2 separate regions of the Homo sapiens genome follow, and region 1 is linked to region 2. A link is a contact called in ENCODE Hi-C or POLR2A ChIA-PET data. All regions are on one chromosome and are shown on one strand. Each heading gives the region's core, a stretch centred on a gene start or an enhancer-like site at or near the end of the contact. The rest is flanking DNA. Distances are from core to core; before and after follow the strand shown.

Region 1 (6,558 bases), core at 3,568-6,067, 260 kb before region 2:
GTTCCTCACCATCATCATCTTGTCTAAGACCCCCATTATAATATTCATGCGCTGCTTTTTCATCAAAACCTACCCTGTCCTAGAGATCTATGGGCATTTGGTGGATGATAATGAGCAGCCCCTCCCAGATAGAATGTCAATATTTGAGCAGTAGGATATTGGCATTTGTTAGTTAAAGGCTTAAATCAAAAGAATGTCCAATGGTAGGAATTTCAAGGTGTAGGTCAGATATTTGAGAATAGGGGATTTTTTTGATGTGCCTTAAATTATACCAAAGATTACTAATTATTCCTCTTTGCCCAAAATACTTGCATCCAAGGTTCTAGTCTCTGTTGCTGTGCTGGTCTTTAGCCCCACTGCTTGCACTGATGTCCCTCCTTTTCACGGAGACCTATCTGAGGTACAGGATGGGGCTGGCACCAGATGATGTCCCACCACAGTCCCTCACCTCCGGCCTCCACATGACAGAACCAATTTACACTCAACCATGACCTCACCCCTCCTTGGTTTCTCCCTCGATCTGTGGCCCTTTTTGGATGTATTCTTATCTAACAACACAATCCGGAAAGACTGAATTGAATATTTATACTAATGGTTCATATCCTTTATTGCTCAATGATCTAATTAAAGGGATCATTGCCACATTTCATGTTTATATTTCTACAATTTGTTTAGAAAACATCTCCTGACCATATCAGTAGCTCGTGTTATCTTTTTATCAACTGCTTCCCAGAGTCCTAAAACAATAGAAATTTTGGATTGAAAAGTTCAGCATAAGGAGTTTGAGTCAGTAAAGGATGGGATAAAGGAGTCGAGATGATTCAATGAAAAGTATCACAAAAAAGAGATTGATCAACAAGAGAAATAAAAAAGCCCAAGAGGAAGTGGTAGGGGAAGGAATTTAAGAACAGCAATAAGTAAAACTCTTAAGTAACTCCAAAAAGAAAATGGTACATTTTGCCAAAGACCACTTATACTTGAGAACATGGAAGAATTTGCCTGATACTCTCTTTGGGGAAAAGAGTCTCTCCTCTTTTCCTCAAACCCCAGTACACTCAGCCTCTCTGCCCCACCTTCTCCTGACTTTGTCCTCACTTGCTTCTGCAGTACATTGGAACCTGAATTGAAAGAAAGTCTTCCTTGAATAATTGGAGTTTGTCTTGAGAGGCAAATATAGCCCCAAGAATCACAAGATTCGAGGACCATGTAGGTCTTTTACGTAGCCCAAATCCATAAATTAGTCTCACTTTTTGTATTTATCGTTTCATATTAAACCCTCTATATCAAATGTTCATCATGATTTTGTATGATTTTTATAACTATTTTATTCATTTTATTAGATTTATTCTAAAATTTTTTAATGGTAAATTCTTAAACTGTGGAAACCACTGAAGGTGCTTATTAACTGTTCTCCCAGATTTGTACAAGTATTGGATGATTCCTTGAGTTTACAGCTGTACAAATAGTGTGGAAAATAAACTTTTTTTAAAAAAGAAAATCTTCCTCTATCTTTTCTGAATGAAGAGATTTAATGTTGGGAGGCTGATTCATGATAGACAGACAGACAGCCACTTAATAATCTGCAAAACCTGTGGAGCCCAGAAACTCTTATCCCAGTATTATGAGAGCTAGTATGTTTCTCAACCACAAAAAACCTTAGGGGTTGTAATTTACCTAAAAATGAGTGCAGTGTCTCACACCTGTAATCCCAACACTTTAGGAGGCCAAGGTGGGTGGATCACTTGAGGCCAGGAGTTTGAGACCAGTTTGGGCAATACAGGGAGACTCCATCTCTGCAAAACATCAAAAAAAAAAATTAGCTGGGCATGGTGGCACACACCTGTAGTCCCAACTACTCAGGAGGCTGAGGTGGGAGGATTGTTTGAATCCGGGAGGCCAAGGCTGCAGTGAGCTATGATCGTGCCACTGCACTCCAACCTGGGCAACAGAGTGAGACCCTATCTCAAAAACTTAAAAAAAAAATAAAAAATAAATTATATTATAGATTTCAAGCCACCCTTTTGGATATTGTTTTCATTGAGAAAATATATTCTACAAGCAGGCAATAGAAAAAGTTTTCTGATTCAGCTCTGGAGATAAGCTATGTTTTAATTCTCTTTTTACCTCCAGAAGGAAGAAAGATGCTTTCCTGGCACTGGCTATGGAGTGAGACCCCTGGTCTGTTCTAAGCTGCCACCAACAGGCAGTGCCACTCATGCTGGCCCCTGGGTGGGATGAGAATGGCCTCTGAGTTGAACAGAGTGAAGGGGGCTCAGAAGTTGCAGGAATGAGGTGTCCAGAGCTCAGTTGTTGCAGAGAAGGGAATTGGCACCATCAGTGGAGCCAGTATACAGCCTGCCAGTGTGAATTTCTTGAAAGAGACAACTTACATATGTTAGGGCTAAAACTTCCAGTGTTTTATGCTGGCCATAAAATCTGGTTACTCAAAGACGATATCAAGCTCCATGGTGGAGATAAGAAGCTCCTGGAATCTATCCCTCCATTAAAACAATTGAACTGGCAAGAGCTGTCTGATGCAACTATTTTGGAATTCAGGATCTTAGGGAACACTTGCAGCACCCAGGAGAAAGCTTGATGAGGAGGCTGGCAAGTTTTGGTCAATTTCAGCTCTTTACTTAGTGGTGACTACCACCCACCTTGATCAGCCCCAGGGCAGTCAGTTGTGGGGACAGCAGCTCAGGTACTTAGTGTGGCTTGCTGGAGCCAGGTTGGACAATAAAGACCCAGTTTTCCAAAAACCAAGGTTGTGGGTTCTGATTACTGATTGCTGCTTTTGATCCTTGAGGGGCTAGCATATAGGGAAAAATTTTCATGATACTGGGTTTGTCAAACATTTCTTGGACATATCAAAAGCACCAGCAACGAAAGAAAAAAACAGGTAAGCTGGACTTCATCAAAATTAACATTTTTGCATCAAAGGATACTATCAAGAGAGTAAAAAGACAACCCATGGAATGGGAGAAAATATTTGCAAACTCTATATGTGATAAGGAATTAATATTCAGAATATAACTACATTTCAACAACAAAAGCAAACAATTTAAAAATGAGTAAAGGATTTGAATAAACATTTATATGAAGAAGATATACAAATGGCCAATAAGCATATGAAAAGATGCTCAATATCATTAGTCATTAGGTAAATGCAAATAAAAACCACAATTTGACACCAGTTTACAGTATTAAGATGGCTTTTATCAAAACAAAACAAAACAAAACAAGTACTGGAGAGCATCTGGAAACGTTGTCCGTTGCTGATGGGAATGAAAACAGACAGCTTGGTGGTTCCTCAAAAAGTTGAATATAGAATTACTATATGATCCAGCAGTTCCACTCCTAGGACTATACCCAAAATAATAGAAAACAAGGGCTGGAACAGATGCTTCTGTGTTACTGTCCATTGCAATATCATTCACTGTAGCCAAAAGATGGAAACAACCCAAGTGTCCATCAACAGATGAATGGATAAACAAAATACGTTATGTACATAAAATGGAATATCACTGAGCCTAACAAATGAAATCCTGATACATGCTACAACACAGATGAACCGTCAGGACATTATGCTGTGGGAAATAAGCCAGACACAAACTATCAAGCAATATATGCGCTTCCATTTATATGAGGTATCTAGAATGTACCAATTCATGGAGACTGAAAGTAGATCAAAGGTTACCGGGGGCTGTGGGGAGGTGGAATGGAGAGTTATTGCTCGATGGCTACAGAATTCTTACCTGGGAAAATGAAAAGTATTGGAAATAGTGGTGATGGTTGCACAATATTGCGAATGTAATAAATGTCAGTGACTTGTACACTTAAGAATTATTAATGGCTGGGCACGGTGGCTCACGCCTGTAATCCCAGCACTTTGGGAGGCCAAGACGGGCGGATCACAAGGTCAGGAGATCAAGACCATCCTCGCCAACATGGTGAAACCCCGTCTCTACTAAAATGTAAAAAATTAGCCGGGTGCGGTGGTGCGCACCTGTAGTCCCAGCTACTCAGGAGGCTGAGGTAGAGGAATCGCTTGAACCCGGGAGGCGGAGGTTGCAGTGAGCTGAGATCGTGCCATTGCACTCCAGCCTGGCAACAGAGCAAGATTCTGTCTCAAAAAAAAAAATTATTAACATGGCAAATTTCATGATATATACATATTTTACAATTTTTAAAATTAATAATGTAATATACCCAAAACCATTGCAGGTACACTTTGGGTGAATTACATAGCATGTGAATTATATCTCAATAAAGCTGTTTTGGGTGGGCACAGTGGCTCACATCTGTAATCTCAGCACTTTAGGAGGCTGAGGCAGGAGGACAACTTGAGGCCAGTAATTTGAGACCAGCCTGGGCAATATAGTGAGACCCCCATCTCTACAAAATCTTTTAAAAATTAGCCGGGTGTAGTGGCAAGTGCCTGTAGTCCTAGCTACTCAGGAGGCTGAGGCAGGAGGATTGCTTGAGCCCGGGAGTTTGAGGTTACAGTGAGCTATGATCATGCCGCTGCACTCCAGCCTGGGCCACAGAGCAAGACCCTGTCAAATAAATAAATAAGCTGTTTTTTAAAAATCACTGTAATTAAAAACAAAAACTCCTGGATACCTAAGGTTGGCAAAATGCTGATCGTTGTTGTGGCTGGCCGAATTCTAAAGATTTCAAGATTCTAATTTTGTACTGCTCTGAAGGGACTTTGCAGATGGAATTTAGATGACTAAGTAGCTGACGTTAAAACAGGCAAATTATCCTGGGTTATCCAGGCAGGCCCTTAAAAACAGAGGAGGGAGGCAGAAGAGTCAGAGAGATAAGGCAGAAACAGAAAGCGGGAGAGGAGAGGGTGAAGGGGGAGAGGGACTATTTACACTTCCCTTTAGGTTACAGGCACAGAGAAACCTTTAGGCTGAACTTAAAATATGTGAGTAGCTTTAAGCTAAACTTGATTTAACAGGGAAAAACAGGACTTTGCAAAAATTCTTTTAGGGAGTGTACTATCGAGCACATTTGAAGACCACAGGTCTCGAAAGCGGGGAAGACGGGACCCAGAGTCCCCCGCAGCAGCGTCACGGCCCAGCTCTGGTTCTCAAGTTGGGCTGCTGTTTTTCCCCTTTTTCTCATCCGCCAGGATGCCAGGCGCTGCTGAAAGCTGCAGCCGAAAGGATTTAGAATTCCTTACAACGGAGAAAGGGTCTTTGCTCAGACAACATGGACTTAAGAGACGGAAGGGCCAAAAAGGCTTGAAAACAGGCTCGAAGAGCGGCTTCCTGGTAGCTAGAAGCTTAAGTGGGGACAGATGAGCTTAACTGGCAAGCCTGCGTGTGTGCTCTCCAGCCCCCGTGATTCAGTTTAAATCTGGGCGGGTCTCCTCAAAGACAGTTCCAGAAGGGGCCACGTGAGGGCAGTAAGAGCCTCTCAATGCCTGTTTTTGGGGGAAGAGAGAAGTGAGGGCGGAGCGCGGGGAGCGTCCCAGGCCTGGCTACCCGGATAACTTCCCCAAAAGAAGCTATGCTCGGGCCTTCCCATCGTCCCACTCAAGAGCTTTCTTCATATTGGTGAGTTGCCCAACTGCTAGCAAAAGAACTTCCCAATTATGGTCAAGCCTCTTCATCTAAATTCAGATTTCCACCAAATAGCCCAGCCCTTTTCCTCCCCAAGTCATCTCCTTACTCAAACATTTGCAGACATTCGTCACACGAGATCCCCAGCCGTGGGCTCAGCATCTTACACCGAGGTACGAAAACACAGAAGTATTCCTGAGTGTATTCTGTGTATGCAAAAGTGCATACGTCTCCTTATGGACCAGGTTCTGAGTGAATCTAAGTGGAAAACACGGAATAGCAGGCTAATTCCAGAAAATGCAGGGCTTTTGCAAATAAGTGGGCGTCTAGTCACTAAGCAGGTAGTAATAACAGGTGATGCTAAATGATTGCTTCGAACCACTTTGTTAAGGGGATCAGAGAAGGGAGAAGGCTCAGGAGAGAGAGTGCAGCAAGAAGCTTTTATTAGCTGGATGGAAATGGGAAAACTAACTCAGGATAACCTTATGTAGTAGAATTTATTGTGCCCATTGAGTAAGTCAGGAAACTGAGGGTTAAGGAGGTGAAGTAACTTGGCAAAGGTCACGCCGTCAGAGCAGAGTCCAGTTCCAGATTTGGTTTACTCTAAATACCCTTCCTCACCCCCCTTTTTAAGAAATACCTTAAATGAAAATTTATTTTTACTTTATCTTACATTATTATTTATTTGTATTCAGCACATTTTCATTTAGAAAGTTGGAAAATAAAGGCACAAGAAAAACAAATAACAGTAATTTCATTACTCAATAATGGCCTCATCACTACAATCTTGTCCAGAAATGTTGTAAACACACACACACAATACTTTTACATATATTTTTGTAAGATATATATATAACAAAAAATGTGATCCTGTGATACTTTTCCGTATTTTTGTTTTCCATTTAAATAAATGTGCATATGAACATTACTTTGATCAACTACATAATAGTATCATACTCTATTATATGGACAATAAACTCTCACC
Region 2 (6,849 bases), core at 2,590-5,089:
GGTGATATCCCAGGGCCCTGTTTTTGTGGAACTTTCATTCTACTTTGATAGATAGACGAAAATTAAACAAATAGATGATATAAACTAATCTAATAATATATATTACAAAAGCATAATACAGATGAAAAATGTAATATGATCTCAAGTTTATAGAAATATTTATTTTCAAGAACATGAATAACTTCTTTTAAACTATGGGCAAACAAAATTAGCATTATTTTAATCTTTTTGAAGTGGCAAAAGTAAATTAATTATGATAGGCCTCAAATAGAATTAGGTCTTTGTGTCTTAATCGTATTATTTGTATTTTTTTATAGATCAAAGTTTTGACATTCCAGACAGAACTTTTCATTCTACAAATACAACTTGGCGACTCTCATCTTTTGAATCTATGACTGATGTGAAAGAACTTATCCCAGAGTTTTTCTATCTTCCAGAGTTCCTAGTTAACCGTGAAGGTATAGCAATAAATTATTTTTAATTTATATTTCTGAGGGCTTGTGGTTATTTTGTAATTTTCCAAAAATGAAAATAGCTTTTTTAAGTCCTAAAAATTTTTGAGTCCCCAAATAAGAGAAAATGTTTTTTATTAAGTATATAATTCTATTTTCAAATAAGCTTGAGGATTTTAAGTATTTTATAGGACTAAATATGTTTGGAAAACTGTAACTTTTAACTATTAAAGTTATTTGTAAATATGTATTTTAATTTTATTATAGAAATTGCTTTATTCTTTTTTCTGAATACAAAAGTTATAATGTGCTAATTACTTTAAAAATAAGAGGTATGACTTTATTGAAAGCAAAATGTAAATTAACTGAAATCTCAATTATTTTATGAGGAATGACCAAAATAAAAATAAAATACTCTGCCCAGAATTATCTAATAACCAAAAGGAATACTGGAGTATAAAATCAAATTTTCTGTGATGCCAACTAACAGTCTTGGCTGCCAACCTTAGCTATTCTTAAATAGAAGAGCAGCTAACCCTTTAAGGGGTATCTTTGGGTCATTTTCTTATATTACTTAATTCTATAATTTTATGTGATCCTTAAGAGCATATGAAACAGCTTTAAGAAGTTGGTGTTGGGCAAATTACATTGGAATTTTGTTGTATAGTATCTGTGTCTCTGAGGTTGTTTGATTGATTATTGAATCATCAGTAGATTCATGCCACCCTGGAGCTTATTTCATAGTGTTGCTCAAGTGAGAAATGCCTCAGTCAAACATCAGCACCTGCAATTTGGGGCACCTGCCTTGAAGCTTTTCATTTAGGACTCCTGTTTAAATCTACTCCTTGTTTTCTCTGTCCATGGTCTCTTATATGTATGTTCTAGCTATCTGTGGCTGTATAACAAATAATCTCAACACTTAATGGCTTGAAACAATAATAAATTTATTATCAATCACAGATAATAAAATTATTTTTTATTGGTCAGAAATAAGAAATTGGTCAGAAGTTCAGAAACAGCTCAGCTAGATGGTTTTAGCTCAGGGTGTCTCATGCTGTTGCCTTCAGGTTTTCTGGAGCTGGAACAGGCAGGAGATGAAGCCTTAGGCAGCTGGAGCACATCACCCTCTCTTCATGCAATGTCAGTGTTTTTTCATGTGGTCTCTCTGTGTGGGCTAGTTTTGGGCTTCCCCACAGCACGGCAGCCCTGGATGTCCTACTTGGCAACTCAGGGTTCCAAAGACAAGTGTTCCAAGAGGGAGACGAACAGAGGCTGCATGGCCTTTTCCAGCCTGTTCTTAGCAGCCACGCAGCATCACTTCCACTGTATTCTTCCTATTCATTGAGGCAGTCACAAGTGTCTTCCCAGATTCAAAAGAAAGGAAGATAGACTTTGCCTTGTGATGGAGAGTAGCAAGATTCTGGAAGGGCATGCAAGACAGGAAATGCTGTTATAGCCATTTTTGGAAAACACAGTTTTTTACAGCGTATATCATATCATTTCCTATCAGTGTTCCCCTGGGACTCTCGTATGTCAGTTGTCTGCTTTGGGTCAGGAGTCAGATGTTCCCTCAGAACACCTGAAAGTTGGGAAAGATTGAGTTTGTACAAATGCCCTTATGCACCCCATCCCCAGCCCATTCCCAGATGCCTCATTCACTGTTAAATAAATAAGTTCCTGCTGCTGCCGCTCCTGAAGCCACACACATGGAGTTCTGCAGGTGCTCAGCCAGTCCATCCTAAATCAACCATGCAGCTGCTCTGTACGATGACTGCTGAGCTTTCTGAGATGCTCACATCCCCATCCCATGTGAATTTATATAAACCCTTGATTTATATTCCATATCATATCATTTCAAAATACTTCCCAAGTATTTTGGTGAAGATCCTTCTAACTGTTTTTACAAGATCAAAAAGTAGACAGACAGCAACTTAATTTTACATGGAACTTAATCAGCTTTTAAAAGGTCATTTTTAATTTTTGTTATGGTGTTCAGCAAACTAGAAAATGTAGCACAAAAAGCCATTTCTGTTTAAAGGTAACATTTCCTTTAGGATAATTTTTTTAAATAAACACTTCTGAGATTTTTGTTTATACTGATGAGACAATTAGATATTAGCTCATTTACATCACAGAAGAACCCTCTTATTTCCTGTGTTGGGATAATTTTGCTATCTACAGGAATGCTTAGTAGAAAGGAAGTCAGAACAGACCCATAGACTTATAAAATTAATAGACTATGGCAATTCATTCTAACAATGTGTATACTTTATATTAGTTGAGTTTTTAAACTATAGAATACTAATATTTACTAAATATAATCTTAAATTTATTAAAATGTTAATACCAATAGTTTAGAAATGCTTCTACAAAGCCTTAGTTTGATTCTAATCAGGTTTACAATTGAATAGATATTTAAGTACTTAATGCCCTTGAAGATGTGAATAGTCAGAATATTGGAATTAGTAGGCAATGGTTTTCTCCTTTTCTTCAATATGTTGTAAAGTGGTAGAAGGATAAAGTTGAAAGATCTCAAATTTAATTATGATAGCATTAGCTCACATAGCCCTATTAGTAGGTACATAAGTAGATGAGCAGTGGTGTTTCTTATTCAAAATGTAAATCCTCCTTGCTATTCCCTTTTTTGGTTGTAGCACACAAACAGCTATTTTTGTGAACTCTTAAGACCTGCTCTGTAGCTGAATGAAACTTGCTGTGGGGGAGTTAAATATTAATATTAATCTTCTCTTTTAGGTTTTGATTTTGGTGTGCGTCAGAATGGTGAACGGGTTAATCACGTCAACCTTCCCCCTTGGGCGCGTAATGATCCTCGTCTTTTTATCCTCATCCATCGGCAGGCTCTAGAGTCTGACTACGTGTCGCAGAACATCTGTCAGTGGATTGACTTGGTGTTTGGGTATAAGCAAAAGGGGAAGGCTTCTGTTCAAGCGATCAATGTTTTTCATCCTGCTGTAAGTGACTCTTTTAAAACAATCTGTATTTATATAAGATAGAACCTGAATATTTTAAGGTTAGTTGTTCGGCCATTCCTTTAAAACACTCAAGTTATCAAAGAGAATTGGTAGTAGCATTAAACTGTCACCTAAGATTTTTCAGGTTTTATATTTCCTCTCTTTAAAAACAAGATACTATCTTTTTCAGAGGTGCCCCAAAACAATCCCCAGGTTTGATGATTCACTAGGTGGACTTGAGGATTCAGCATATAGTCATCCTTCCAGCTCAGGTTTATTACAGTAAATGATACAAAGTAGAATCAGCATGGGGCAAAGTCTGGGAGAAAGCAGGCACAAACATCCAAGAATCTACCCCTGGTAAAGCACAAAAAGCATACTCAGCCTCCTCCAGCAACGAGTCATAATGACACATGTGAAATGTTGTCTGCCAGGGAATCTCATTAGAGGCTCAGTGTGCAAGACTTTTATTGAGATTGGCAACGTAGGCACCCTCTGCCTCGCACATACTGAAATTCCAGCCTCAGAAGGAAAGCAGGTGTTCGGTATAAACTGCATTGTTTGTACAGTTTAGGCACAGTAAGCCACTCTTATCAGTTAGGGAATGGTAGGACCTCTCCTGAAATCCAGGTTCCCAGACAACAGCCAAGAGCCAACTTTGCAAGCAGGCCTTTCCAGAGATAGCAGTCAATCTTGCTATGTTAACTCTTTTCCGCACACTATCCTACATACATGTTCTACTTTAAAATGGCACCATGTTTTCTTATTACAGAAAAAGTACTTGTACTTTGTTAGAAAAATGTATAAAATACAGACTAGCAACAGGGAGAAATTTTAAAGTCCACTTTAATATCACCATCCAGAAATAAATAGTGAAAGCACCTTTAGACTTCTATCTATACATATGTATCATTCCATTTATATAATAATAATAATAATGCTATTTGGTAACCTTATCTTCTCCCTAAATAAGATAATCTTAAATTTATTCAAGTCATTGGGTATCATTCTACATTATTTTTAATGGCTACTTACTATAGGTAGAGCATTCTTAATCCAAAAATCCAAAATTCAAAATGCTTCAAAATCAGAAACTTTTTGAGTGCCAACATGATAATCAAAAGAAATGCTCATTGGAGCATATCAGATTTCAGATTTTTGGATTAAGAATACTGAACTGCTAAGTAAATAATGCTAATATTCCAAAATCCCCCCCCAAAAAAACCCTGAAATCCAAAACAATTCTGGTTCCAAATGTTTGTATAAGGGATACTCAACCTATATTCTTAAGTATAGCTATAGAATAATTTATTTAGCAGTCTTCTATTGTTGGATATTTAGTTAGGATTTGTTTGCTATTAAAATTAATATTTCTATGGTTATTTTTATGTACATCTTTACTTCCTTAAGATAAATTCCTAGAAGTAGAATTGTTACATTTTTACTTTTTATTTATTTATTTATTTTTGAGATGGAGCCTTGCTCTGTCACCCAGGCTGGAGTGCAGTGGCGTGATCTCAGCTCACTGCAACCTCCACCTCCCAGGTTCAAGCAATTCTCCTGCCTCAGCCTCCCAAGGAGTTGGGATTACAGGCGCCCACCACCGCACCTGGCTAATTTTTGTATTTTTAGTGAGACAGGGTTTCACCATCTTGGCCAGACTGGTCTCAAACTCCTGACCTCGTGATCCACCACCTCAGCCTCCCAAAGTGCTGGGATTACAGGCGTGAGCCACCATGTCTGGCCTACATTTTCAAGTATACTTTTTGATGTTGTTGGCTAGACTAACTTTAGAAAAAAAAAATCTTACCTCTTCAGGAAACATTTATTTTGCTAGGTGCTGGGGATGCAAAAGTAAATAAGACTCAAATAGGGTGAAGGGGGTTAGGAGGAAAGCCAACTTTCCTCTCCAAGGTAGATGGGCCTGCCTGGATGTAGTAGTAGAGTCCAAATGAGGCCGCTGAAAGGAAATCCCTCAAGGAGTGGGAGGTGAAAAAGCAGATTCTGAAAAGAAAGATACTTCCTTTTAAAAGGAAATATCTGAAGGACTTCTCCACTAACTGTAATTTTCTGTGTCGACTGTAGCAAATCTACAAGCGTTTATAACAAATACAGGTAAAGTGCACACACAGAACCTACAGTAGACCACTCCATATCTGAGCTTATTTAGGCCAGTAGTCCATTCCCCAAAAGTAGCTTTAAAATAAAAAGCTCATTAGTTCATTTTGTTCCATAATTATTTTGAGTACGTCTGAAGTCATATAAAATTAAATTTCTTAAGAGATTTATAATCTAGAAAAGAGAATAAGATAGGCTTCCTAATTATTCTAATAGAAGATAAATGCTATGGAAAAGTTCATTCTAAAAAAGGAGAATAATATAGTTTCATTGGTGAATAACAACTTTACATATAATATTAATATGTAAGGGAGAAAAAATGCCTTCTTTTCCTCAGGTTCACTTGCTGGAGCCTCTGCAAAATAACAAAAACAAAGAAAAACAAAAACCCAGATTAACAAGAGAAAAGCATATAAATTTATTTAATGCAAGTTTTATGTGGCACGGGAGGCTTCACGTGGAAATAAGACCCCAAGTAGTTAAACCTGAATGTTTTTATGTCTGGTTTGATGAGGAATGGAATGTCATGAAGAAAAATGATAGGACAAAGGAGTAGGAGCTAAGTGTGATTAACCAGGGGAATAGCAGGACCTGTTTGTTCAGATTCCTCTGTGTCCCTTTGTCTTCTGAAATGAGGGTGCTTCTTTACTACAGGTATAGGGAGGGTAACTCCTAAGTGAAAATCTTATGATCTGCTTCAGGGGAAAGCCAAAAAGTCCTTCGTGCACATGCTGTTCCTCAGATTCCTTCAGTATGCCAGGGTACGAAATTTTGGGGTTGTGTGTCCTAAACTCCATCAAGTATAAAATAAATGCAAGGCTTCGGGTCTGATTTTTGAGCTTCATTTGATTCCAAAATGCAACTTTAAAAGCAATTAGGAGGCCAGGCATGGTGGCTCATGCCTGTAATCCCAGCACTTTGGGAGGCCGAGGCGTGTGGATCATTTGAGGTCAGGAGTTCAAGACCAGCCTGGCCAACATGGCAAAACCCTGTCTCTACTAAAAATACAAAAATTAGCTGGGTGGTAGTGGCTCTTGCTTGTAATCCCAGCTACTTGGGAGACTGAGGGAGGAGAATTGCTTGAACCTGGGAGGTGGAGGTTGCAGTGAGCCAAGATCATGCCACTGCACTCCAGCCTGGGTGACAGAGTGAGACCCTGTATAAAAAATAAAAATAAAAAGAGCAATTAGGAATCTTAACATTAACTTCATTATACCCTTTTTGTTTATAATCCTGAACCATCTTTTCAGTTATTCTTATATAAAATTTACATTAAAAGTATCACTGGGCCAGGCACAGTGGCTAAT

Evidence for each region. Hi-C counts contacts between places; a loop is a spot of excess contacts on that map. ChIA-PET counts read pairs that join two places held with the same protein, here RNA polymerase II (POLR2A). Pooled maps may share reads with other maps.
Region 1: a map of mammary epithelial cell shows a loop between it and region 2 (4-fold over the local background). The contact joins the promoter of LINC02768 here to the enhancer-like site in region 2. A Hi-C loop is called at or near these places in 2 of 168 maps with a recorded cell type or tissue (mammary epithelial cell and mesothelial cell of epicardium) and 5 of 50 pooled maps. POLR2A ChIA-PET finds 5 or more read pairs at or near these places in 4 of 52 experiments (PC-9, WTC11 and activated naive CD4-positive, alpha-beta T cell).

Annotation. Positions count from the first base shown.
Region 1 is chr1:235,970,770-235,977,327 of GRCh38, reverse strand. LINC02768 (long intergenic non-protein coding RNA 2768) reads left to right here and starts at 4,817. Exons shown (of 3, transcript NR_183724.1): 1 at 4,817-5,567. It overlaps NID1 (nidogen 1), which reads left to right. Exons shown (of 20, transcript NM_002508.3): 20 at 1-1,498. RefSeq lists an enhancer at 5,229-5,278.
Region 2 is chr1:235,705,666-235,712,514 of GRCh38, reverse strand. LYST (lysosomal trafficking regulator) reads left to right here. Exons shown (of 53, transcript NM_000081.4): 43 at 318-458; 44 at 3,207-3,424. Among named protein-coding and RNA genes, the nearest start is that of GNG4, 59 kb to the right of the region's middle. RefSeq lists an enhancer at 3,072-4,271. Within about 2 kb of position 3,839, at least 4 of the 41 ENCODE cell types and tissues checked have a DNase peak (open chromatin) inside an H3K27ac peak, as active enhancers do; they include PC-9 and mammary epithelial cell, where a contact is called at or near this core.